Regions from separate parts of the Homo sapiens genome. Here region 2 is linked to region 1. Evidence: read pairs that join two places in POLR2A ChIA-PET (ENCODE). Cell type or tissue: CD4-positive, alpha-beta T cell. All regions are shown on one strand. Links, peaks and the distances in the headings refer to the core of each region. The heading gives the core; the rest is flanking DNA. Region 1 has its middle 89 kb from the start of SP4. Region 2 has its middle 160 kb from the start of SP4.

Region 1 (5,386 bases), core at 76-5,075:
AGACCAATAACAAGTTCTAAAATTGAGGCAATAATTAATGGCCTACCAACTAAAAAAAGCCCAGGACCAGATGGATTCACAGCCGAATTCTACCAGAGGTACAAAGCGGAGCTCATACCATTCCTTCTAAAACTATTCCAAACAACACAAAAAGAGAGACTCCTCCCTAACTCATTTTATGAGGCCAGCATCATTCTGATACCAAAGCCTGGCAGAGACACAACAAAAAAAGATAATTTCAGGCCAATACCCCTGATGAACACCGATGCAAAAATCCTCAATAAAATACTGGCAAACCGAATCCAGCAGCAGCACATTAAAAAGCTTATCTACCACGATCAAGTCGGCTTCATCCCTGGAATGCAAATCTGGTTCAACATACGCAAATCAATAAACATAATTCATCACATAAACAGAACCAATGACAAAAACTACATGATTATCTCAATAGATGGAGAAAAGGCCTTTGATAAAATTCAACACCCCTTCATGCTAAAACCTCTTAATAAACTAGACATTAATGAAATATATCTCAAAAATAAGAGCTATTTATGACAAACTCACAGCCAATATCATACTGAATGGGCAAAAAGCTGGAAGCATTCCCTTTGAAAACTAACACAAGACAAGGATGCCCTCTCTCACCACTCCTATTCAACATAGTATTGGAAGTTCTGGCCAGGGCAATCAGGCAAGAGAAAGAAATGAAGGGTATTCAAATAGAAAGAGAGGAATTCAAATGATCTCTGTTTGCAGATGACAAAATTGTATATTTAGAAAACCCCATTGTCTCAGCCCAAAAACTTCTTAAGCTGATAAGCAACTTCAGCAAAGTCTCAGCATACAAAATCAATGTGCAAAAATCACAAGAATTCCTATACACCAATAATAGAGAGCCAAATCATGAGTGAACTCCCATTCACAATTGCTACAAAGAGAATAAAATACCTAGGAATATAACTTACAAGGGATGTGAAGGACCTCTTCAAGGAGAACTACAAACCACTGCTCAAGGAAAGAAGAGAGGGAACAAACAAATGGAAAAACATTCCATGCCCATGGATAGGAAGAATCAATATTGTGAAAATGGCCATACTGCCCAAAGTAATGTATAGATTCAATGCTATTCCCATCAAGCTACCATTGACTTTCTTCACAGAATTAGAAAAAACTACTTTAAATTTCATATGGAACCAAAAAAGAGCCTGCACAGCCAAGACAATCCTAAGTAAAAAGAACAAAGCTGGAGGCATTACAATACCTGCCTTCAAACTATACTACAAGGCTGCAGTAACCAAAACAGCATGGTACTGGTACCAAAACAGCTATATAGACCAGTGGAACAGAACAGAGGCCGAAGAAATAACACCACACATCTACAACCATCTGATTTTTGACAAACCTGACACAAACAAGCAATGGGGATAGGATGCTCTGTTTAATAAATGGTGCTGGGAAAAATGGCTAGCCATATGCAGAAAACTGAAATTGGACCCCTTCCTTGCAACTTATACAAAAATTAACTCAAGATGGATTAAAGATTTAAATGTAAGACCTAAAACTACAAAAACTCTAGACAAAAACCTAGGCAATACCATTTAGGACATAGGCATGGGCAAAGACTTCAAGACTAAAACACCAAAAGCAATGTCAATAAAAGCCAAAATAGACAAAAGGGATCTAATTAAATTAAAGAGCTTCTGCACAGCAAAAGAAACTATCAGCAGAGTGAACAGGCAACCTACAGAATGGGAGAAAATTTTTGCAATCTATCTATCTGACAAAGTGCTAATATCCAGAATCTACAAGGAACATAAACAAATTTACAAGAATAAAACAAACAACCCCATCGAAAAGTGGGCGATGGATATGAACAGACACTTCTCAAAAGAAGACATTTATGCAGCCAACAAACATGAAAAAAAAGGTCATCATCACTGGTCATTAGAGAAATGCAAAACAAAACCACAATGACATACCATCTCATTCCAGTTAGAATGGTGATTATTAAAAAGTCAGGAAACTACAGATGCTGGCAAGGATGTGGAGAAATAGGAAGGCTTTCACACTGTTGGTGGGAGTGTAAATTAGTTCAACCATTATGGAAGACAGTGTGGTGATTCCTTAAGGATCTAGAACCAGAAATACCATTTGACCCAGCAATCCCACTACTGGGTATGTACCCAAAGGATTATAAATCATTCTACAATAAAGATACATGCACATGTATGTTTATTGCAGCACTATTCACAATGACAAAGACTTGGAATCAACCCAAATGCCCATCAATGATAGACTGGTTAAAGAAAATGCGGCACATATACACCATGGACTACTATGCAGCCATAAAAAAGAATGAGTTCATGTGTTTTGCAGGAACATGGATGAAGCTGGGAACCATCATGCTCAGCAAACTAACATAGGAACAGAAAACCAAACACTGCATGTTCTCACTCATAAGTGGGAGATGAACAATGAGAACACAAGCACACAGGGAGGGGAACATCACACATCAGGGCAATGGGAGGGATGGGGGGGCAATGGGAGGGATAACATTAGGAGAAATACCTAATGTAGATGATGGGTTGATGGGTGCAGAAAACCACCATGGCACACGTATGCCTATGTAACGTTTGGCATGTTTGGCAAATGTACCCCAGAACTTAAAGTATAATAATTTTAAAAATTAAAAAAAAAAACTATAGAGAAACTGGTAGCTGCACTGGCAAAAACAAGGATGGTACCATTCATTGATTGAGCACCTAGGTCCCTAGGGTACTAGAGCAGGGGCTTTACATCTATGCTATCTGTGATCCACATGACAAAAGTACATGACTATTATTATTATACTCATTTTGCTGAAGAGGAAGCTGAGATAAGAGAGGCCAAGCTACTCGGTTAAGATCATATCATAAGTGTTAACACCACTTCGTGTGATTCAAGCGGCACTCAACATGGGAAGTGGGTGGTTCCTGAAAGAGGTTATAAGGTCTTATCAGGCAGAAAGAGCGTGACACTGGGTGCAAAGGAGAGGCAGAGTTCTGTAGTTTTTGGAACTTCTGGTGTTACTGGGAAAGTCTGTTTTTACACCAAGCTGGGGTTCTGGGTAAGGTTTTTAGCTTTAAGGAGAGTGACAAAGACAGGAAATTACAGAATGGTGGATGAAAGCTAGGGCTGTTGAGTGAGTCACATCTGGGCTAGAGATGAGAATGACAATGATCTGCTTCCTTGTGCAAAGTACCTGACCTCTTTGAATGGCAACATTCTCATCTGTCAAATGGGAGTAACAGACATATCTCCCTCATAAGGTTCTGTCAGAATTAACTGATGTAATATATGTAAAAATATTCCAAAATGCCCCAGTGATGTAAATTTCAGATATCGTGTAATTGGCAATTGTCTCCCTGGCTCTGGAGCTCCCATCTGCCTGGCTACAATTTGGCCGGCTCAGATCATTTTACCAACCTGGCAATAACCTAGCATTTTACATGGTTGAATTTCGGGTGGAGATTTACTCAACGATGCTTGATACATTGCAAATCTTTATAAAATGTATAATAGTAATAATAATAACAATAAAAGAAGAAAGAAAGAGAAAAAAAGAAAATTAATCAGAGGACCAAGCCTGAGTTCCTAAATATGGTTCCCAATTTAGAAAGAAGCCCTCACCTATTTCCGCAAAGCCATGAGGATTTTAATTCAGGAGAGCCACAGGAGCCCAGCAATCAGTTCTGGGATTCTCAGGCTGTTTATATCCTCTTTGTCTGATGTGGAGAATAGCACAGGAAATACAGGCTGACCCTTCATGAAGGGAAGCCAGCGCACCTGGGGGCCGTTGAAAAATAGACCTAAAAGAAATGAGATAAAGATTGATAAGTCCCTCAGTGCTAAAGACATTTTAAACCAGGGAGATGTTAAAAGGGTTAAAACGATTCCATATATCACAGTACAAACTCTCCTGACAATATTTTTGAAGCTTCTTGACAATTGCCCGAATAGAATTAATACTCGATTGTACATAATCTGCCTAATACAAATCTGTTTCAATTGTGGCATTTTAAAAGTTATTTCTAGTACTTCAAATAGCTTAAAAGGAGAGTTTTCTTTTGTACAGCTAAATCACAATAATTGGTTTAAAACTGAATGGAAATGCACTGATTATCAATTAAGCAATGGGATTGATAAAAGCATGGCACTTGGTTGTTTTCAAGCTTTTTCTTTCTTCCTGATACTCCGTATTTACTTCTATCAATCTAGTGATTAGAAAAACAAAGTTCTGGTAAATGATGAAAATGTCATACAAACAAGAGCTATGGAATAAAAACTGTATTGTGCCAAGTAATGATGCTCTGTTCATTTCAATGTGTTTGTCAGCAAGTATACATAGCAATTTTCATTATGTGCTTTTACTAGAAATAAATATGGACCCACATTAAGCGAAAAACCATTGCTTATTTCCTCTTCCCAGGAACCCCATTTGGCTGCATCTTCAATCTATGACTTCCACATTCTGTTGATACTGTTAGAGCCAGAAACCTACAGAGTAATTAGTTTAGGTTTTGTCTACATAGCACCAACAGAAGCAATTGGAAAGTGAAAAATCCAGCCAAATAATTGGGCTTTGTGTGTGGAGGTTTCTACATGACTTTAAATAGCCAGTTAGCTCTTTTTTTGTTCTGTGAAAGGAAAATGCATTTGGACTAATTGGTTCTTTTATCACCATGTGGACCACATTATCAATAATTGGCCTAGGAGAGTTAAGTATGTTGGAGTGTTTCTTTGTGATGGAATGGGGAAGAAAGAAGGAAGGGAATTGCTGAGAAACAAGAAAAAAGGCTAGAAGAAGGTTAGCCGAGGAAGAACAGAGTGAGGGTAGGAATGAAGGGTAGAGGTGACAGACAGTCTATTTAAGATCCACCATGTGTTAGCAGTACTATCCTTGGTTCTGTACGTTTTTATCTCTTCTCCACATTGCACCAATTCTACAGCTCGGTGGTTTTCAAACTGTAGTTTGTATCACAGCACCCTATGGGGCTTGGTAAACACAGTTTCTGATTTTGTACATCTGGGGTACGGTTCAAGAATTTGCATTTCTAATAGGTTTCCAGGTGCCACTGGAGCCGCTGTTCTCAAGACTGCACGCTGAGAGTGTGACCTACAGAAAGCATTTTAGGTTGAATTGGTGGATGAGAAGCTAACTCCAAGGCCACGTGTGTACTGAGTAGGGAGTGGAGCTAAGACTGAAACTCGTATCTCTCTGTTTCCATATTCCACACTTCCTTTCCAGAGAGAAAGGTTAATGTGAACCTGAGAGGCAATGCCAATGGGCATTTTAAAATCTATGTCTTTTACTTTATTCCTTTATGGCACGGACACTACTGACCTT
Region 2 (5,386 bases), core at 289-5,288, 72 kb after region 1:
GTAGCCCTGCTAAGGATAATCAAAAAAACAAGAGAATGGAATTCTAACACAATTGATTTAATTCTGGAATCAATATTTCTTGTATTTGTTCTCCTTAAAACCTTAAGTCCACTTTACCAGAATATATTACCTTCAGATTTCTCCACGCAAAGCAGTCACGCACTTAGTTAAGTAGACAAGAGTGCTACTGCCTGTTTGTGGGAACATTTCTCTGGTGTATTACTAATCAGTCAGAAGGAGAACCAAAGTAGTTCTTATGTAGTAATAGTGCACCAAATGTGAAGTTTATTTCTTTTTAACAGCTCCTGTCTGTCTGGAGATGGGCCATCCACGGATATAGTCTGGTTTCTGTAAGGTCTCCCTCATGAGGTCAAGCCTAATAATAGGCCCAGTCACTCTAGAGAAACAGCAAGATGAGCCCCTTAATGGAGAAACCAAAACTCCGTAAGTATCAACTGAAACTTTATTTTGTCTGTGCCATAAGAGGTTCTGTGACAGTTAGGCCTGATGATAAAGGGTCATGACAAGATTTTCTAAGGGGACATGTCTTAATGCGATGGACACCTCTGATAAGATAATTAGAGTCATGTAGGAACAGGGAAGACATGAACTCTTCCAGAAACAAACAATGACAATGGCTATGTCTATGTGACATCATTAATAAGAATACAAAGGAATGGTATAATCCTAGGCTTACCTTAATGGATCCACTAGAAAAATTGCTGCCATCTGTCAATTTCTGAGCAGGGAAAACTATAGCTACAGTCAGAGAAATACCTTAGGACAGGGGCTCCTAAGCCTTTTCGAATATCAGGTTTCCTGAGGAGCTTCAAAATAAATAAGGTATTTTAAAAAATACACTATGGTGGGCCGAATTATAGACCCTCAAGTTAGTACATGCTAATCCCTGTGAGTATTGTACCTTAGAGTCTTTGCAGATGTGATTAAGTTAAGGATTTTGAGAAGAGAGATTATCCCGTATTATCTGACAGATCCAGTGTAATCTAATCACAAGGGTCCTTCTAAGAGCACGGCAGGAGTGTGAGAGTCAGAGCAGAGGACTAGAAGATGGAAGCAGAGGTCCCAGTGATGTGGGATCTGGAGCTGAAGAATGGACAGCTTCTAGAAGCTGGAAATGGCAAGGAAACAGATTCTCCCCAGAGCCTCGAGAAGGAACACAATCCTGACTATTCATTTTTTTAAAAAAAACTGCTGGGTGCAGTGGCTCCCTACTGTAATCCCAGCACTTTGGGAGGCCAAGAAGGGTGTATTACTTGAGGTCAGAAGTTCAAGACCATCCTGGCCAACATGGTGAAACCCCGTCTCTATTAAAAATCCAAAAATCAGCCGGTCATGGTGGTGTACACCTGTAATCCCAGCTACTTGGGAGTCTGAGGCAGGAGAATTGCTTGAACCCGGGAGGTGGAGGTTGCAGTGAGCCGAGATTGCGCCTTTGCACTCTAGCCTGGGCGACATGGGTGAAACTCCGTCTCAAAAAAAAAAAAAAAATTTATTGTGTATATTTGAGTCTTACATGATGTTACAGGAAACATATAGATAGTAAAATGGTTACTATAGTGAAGCAAATTAACATATCTATCATTTTACATAGTGACATTTTTATACAGGAGTAGCTAAAATCTACTTATTTAACCTGCTTACTCATTTTATTGTAAAATATTAAATTTGTGTTGCTTTAAGCCACTAAGTTTATGGTGATTTATTACAGAAGCACTAGGAAACTAATACAACATTTTTATTTTTATTTTTGAGACTGTATCTGGCTCTGTCACCCAGGCTGGAGTGCAGTGGTACAATCATAGCTTACTGCAGCCTCAACCTCCCAGGCTCAAGCGATTCTCCCACTTCAGCCTCCCAAGTAGCTGGGATTACAGGCACGTGCCACCATGCCCAGCTAATTTTTCTATTTTTCTGTAGAGACAGGGGTCTCACTATGTTGCCCAGGCTGGTCTCAAACTCCTGGGCTTAAGTAATCCTCCCACCTTGACCTCTCAAAGTGCTAGGGTTACAGGCATGAGCCACCACATCCAGCCTAACATTTTTATTATATTTCATTTCACAAATCATGAAAGTAACAAGTGTTTATTGCTACAATGAGATAAAGCAAAGATACATTTTTAAAAATCCCTCACATTAAAAAAAAAAATTCCTCACCTTCTCCATTTGGTAACTCCCCAAACTCCATCTCCAAAAAAAAAGAAACGATATTAACAATCTGGTGTTTATCCTTTCACATCATTTTCTTATGTCTGAACGGCTATATACATACCAATATACAAAGACTTATAGAAGGGTTTTGCAGAATCTTTTTGTTTTGTTTTTTTACAAAATAGTCTAACGGCTACACATTTTTTTCTTACGTAATACGTCATAGGCATTCCAGACCAATTTATATAGACCCAATTTATTCCTTTTAGTAGCTGCTTAATACTCAATAGAATGTCTATTTTGCAGTTTTCTCCAACCATTTCACTATTAACGAGTTTCCAGCTTTTCATTACTGTAAACAGTGCTTCTGTCAACATCCTAGTATATATAAATGAACCACTGGTGATTAATTTCTATAGGATCCATGTTAAAAAAAAAAAAAGGGATTTCTGTGTCCAGAGGAAAGTGTGTGTTTTAGCAGATGCCGCCATATTTCTTTCTATAGCAATGACAGTAGTGACGAAACTTTCCCCTGAGAATCTCTGAAAGCACAGCTTTCCAGAGTCCTGGCCATATATGGGTGTTTTACTTTTTAAAATCTTTGCTGAGTCTCATGGATATAAAATGTTCTTTTGTTCTAGTTAATTAATCTTAGTTAATTTGAATGTTCCTGACTGCTCAAGAGATGATCTTTTCCTATGTTGGTTGACCATTCCTCTTTTGTTAAATCTTTATTCATATCTTGTGATCTTTTTCATATGGCATTGTTTATTGTTATTCATTTCTAGGTGCTAAAAAATACATTGTGGCTGAGTGCAGTGGCTCACGCCTGTAATCCCAACACTTTGGGAGGCCGAGGAGGATGGATCACGAGGTCAGGAGTTCAAGACCAGCCTGACCAATATGGTGAATCCCCGTCCCTACTAAAAATACAAAAAAAATAGCCAGGCGTGGTGGCGCACACCTGTAATTCCAGCTACTCAGGAAGCTGAGACAGGAGAATTGCTTGAATGTGGGAGGCGGAGGTTGCAGTGATCTGAGATCCCACCACTGCACTCCGGCCTGGGTGACAGAGTGAGACTCCATCTCAAACAAACAAACAAACCAACCATTGCTATAGTTTGAATGTGTCCCCCCAAATTCATTTCTAAGAAACTTAATAATCCTCAGTGCAACAGTACTTTTAGGTAAGAACTTCAAGGGGTGATTAGGTTATAGGAGCACCACCCTTATGAATGGATTAAGGGTGTTATATGGAGAGTGGGTAAGTTGCAACCCATTTTTCCTCTTTTCCTCTCTCTCTCTTTCTAGGCTTCCTCACCAAGTAATGCCTTCTGTTTTGACACAAGAACACCTTCACCAGATGCATCTTCTCGATCTTGGACATCCCAGTTTCCAGAATTGTGAGCCAAATACATTTATTTTCTTTATAAATTACTTGGTCTATGGTATTCTCTTTTGGCAGCAGAAAATGGACTAAGACATACATATTTCTGGAGCTCTTTCCTAGAAATCTGATTCAATAGGTCTGGCTTAAGGTTTCAGGAATTGATGTTGAGGCTTTCTCAATGATTCTGATACATGCTTTGCACTAGTGGAAGGGCACTTGGAAATTTAAGGTCCAGGTTTGGCAGGGAGGGAGGAAATGAGGGTCTGGAATTAGCTACATACATGGACAAGTTCTTCCAAATAACTTGCCTAAAAATCTGAAGGAGGTTGCAATACTGGCATCTACCTTCTAACTACTACATTCTCGGTATATTCTACAACTGATACCTTTACAGCAAGTTTATATTTGATAACACATCTGTGTACATGTAAGGGTGGGTACCTGTCTTTAGCAAGCTGGATCTTTGGAAACAAAAAACAAATAAACATGGAGGAATTTCCTAAGCATTCAAAGATGACCCAAAATAATTTCCACTGTTGCTATTTTCAATTATTGCTACTCATTGTAGGATGATCAACCACACTGGTTTTCCTGAGACTGTCCCAGTTTTAGCACACAAAAAATGCCATGACCCAGGATGTCCCACTATTTGTAGGCAAGCCACTCAAGTTTTTCTGTGCAGACCCAGTACTGGTAGTTCTAGCTCCCCAGTTAACTGCTTTTTAGTTTATAGCAGTTCACTTTAGGTATTGAGGCCTGTAAATTAGATAAACTACACTACTAACGTGTTCTCTCCCTGAGAATAGGAGATTGCACCAATGGCCACAAATCATTCCCCGCTGTCTATCCACACCCTTTTGAAATGTGATTTGCAGCAATTTCTATCAATAAATAGACTCTACTTCCCATACTAATTCTGGGCTTTGCCAGAGAATTTGCTTTGGCCAATGGGACAATAGCAAAGGTAACTCAAGAAGAGGCTTTTGGGCATCTTTCTGCTATTATGTGAATTATGGGCAGCCATGCCAACCCACAGAATCATGACAAATAATAACTGTTTGAAGTTTTTGTTTGTTTGAGACAGAGTCTCACTCTGTCACCCAGGCTGAAGTGCAGTGATATAATCATGGCTCACTGCAGCCTTGAACTCCTGGGCTCAAGTGATCCTCCTGCCTCGGCCTCCCAAAGCACTAGGATTGCAGGCATGAGCCACTGCACCTGGCCCTGTTCGTAGTTTTAAGCCACTAAGTTTTGAGATGACTTGTTATAAAATGAAAAGTAACTGATTGATTCATTGAAGTCTTTGACAACTACTCAGGTGCCAAAGGAACTGGATTTTTCTGTCTGGGTCTGAATTTCTTAATTCATAGAATGGTATGATTTGTATATTATAGAATGATATATAAATAAAATCCATATAAAGCTGAAGCACCCTCTAATGCAATTTAAATAAGGAGTCACATTCAAAGATATAATGGTAAAGCAAACAAATAAGCAAACAAATAAATAGATAAAATTAAAATCAACTAAAATATTTTATGAAATTTATGGAGAAAATGTCAAAGGGGAATTACATTAGTGTGCACTATAAAACTTTTTCAAATCCTCTAGCCTGTTTTTGTCTCTTAATGTCTCCCATATATGCCACCTGCCCTGACATCTCTCTTCTTTATTCTAAGATCTCCATAATTTTTTTCACCCTATGCCCATGCCCATAACTGTTTGAATTTATTTATTTCCCCGCTTCTTTCTAGAGTAACTCCCTGCCTTTTCTAATATAAATTATCAAGCAGGCAAGTACACCCCTATACTTTTCAACTTGCCCAT

The links. Peaks named below come from ENCODE experiments on the same cell type or tissue, not always from the same donor. Only the 100,000 strongest peaks of a DNase experiment are listed, where the experiment ranks them.
Region 2: POLR2A ChIA-PET joins it to region 1 with 6 read pairs; 2 of 35 experiments call an interaction of 5 or more read pairs at or near these places.

The regions. Positions count from the first base shown.
Region 1 is chr7:21,336,651-21,342,036 of GRCh38, reverse strand. No RefSeq gene overlaps it. Among named protein-coding and RNA genes, the nearest start is that of SP4, 89 kb to the left of the region's middle. RefSeq lists silencers at 2,859-3,059, 3,079-3,279. In CD4-positive, alpha-beta T cell, for the core only: no CTCF peak of the experiment used is centred there; a DNase peak (open chromatin) is centred at 3,056; H3K27ac peaks cover 840 bases.
Region 2 is chr7:21,264,871-21,270,256 of GRCh38, reverse strand. No RefSeq gene overlaps it. Among named protein-coding and RNA genes, the nearest start is that of SP4, 160 kb to the left of the region's middle. In CD4-positive, alpha-beta T cell, for the core only: no CTCF peak of the experiment used is centred there; no DNase peak of the experiment used is centred there.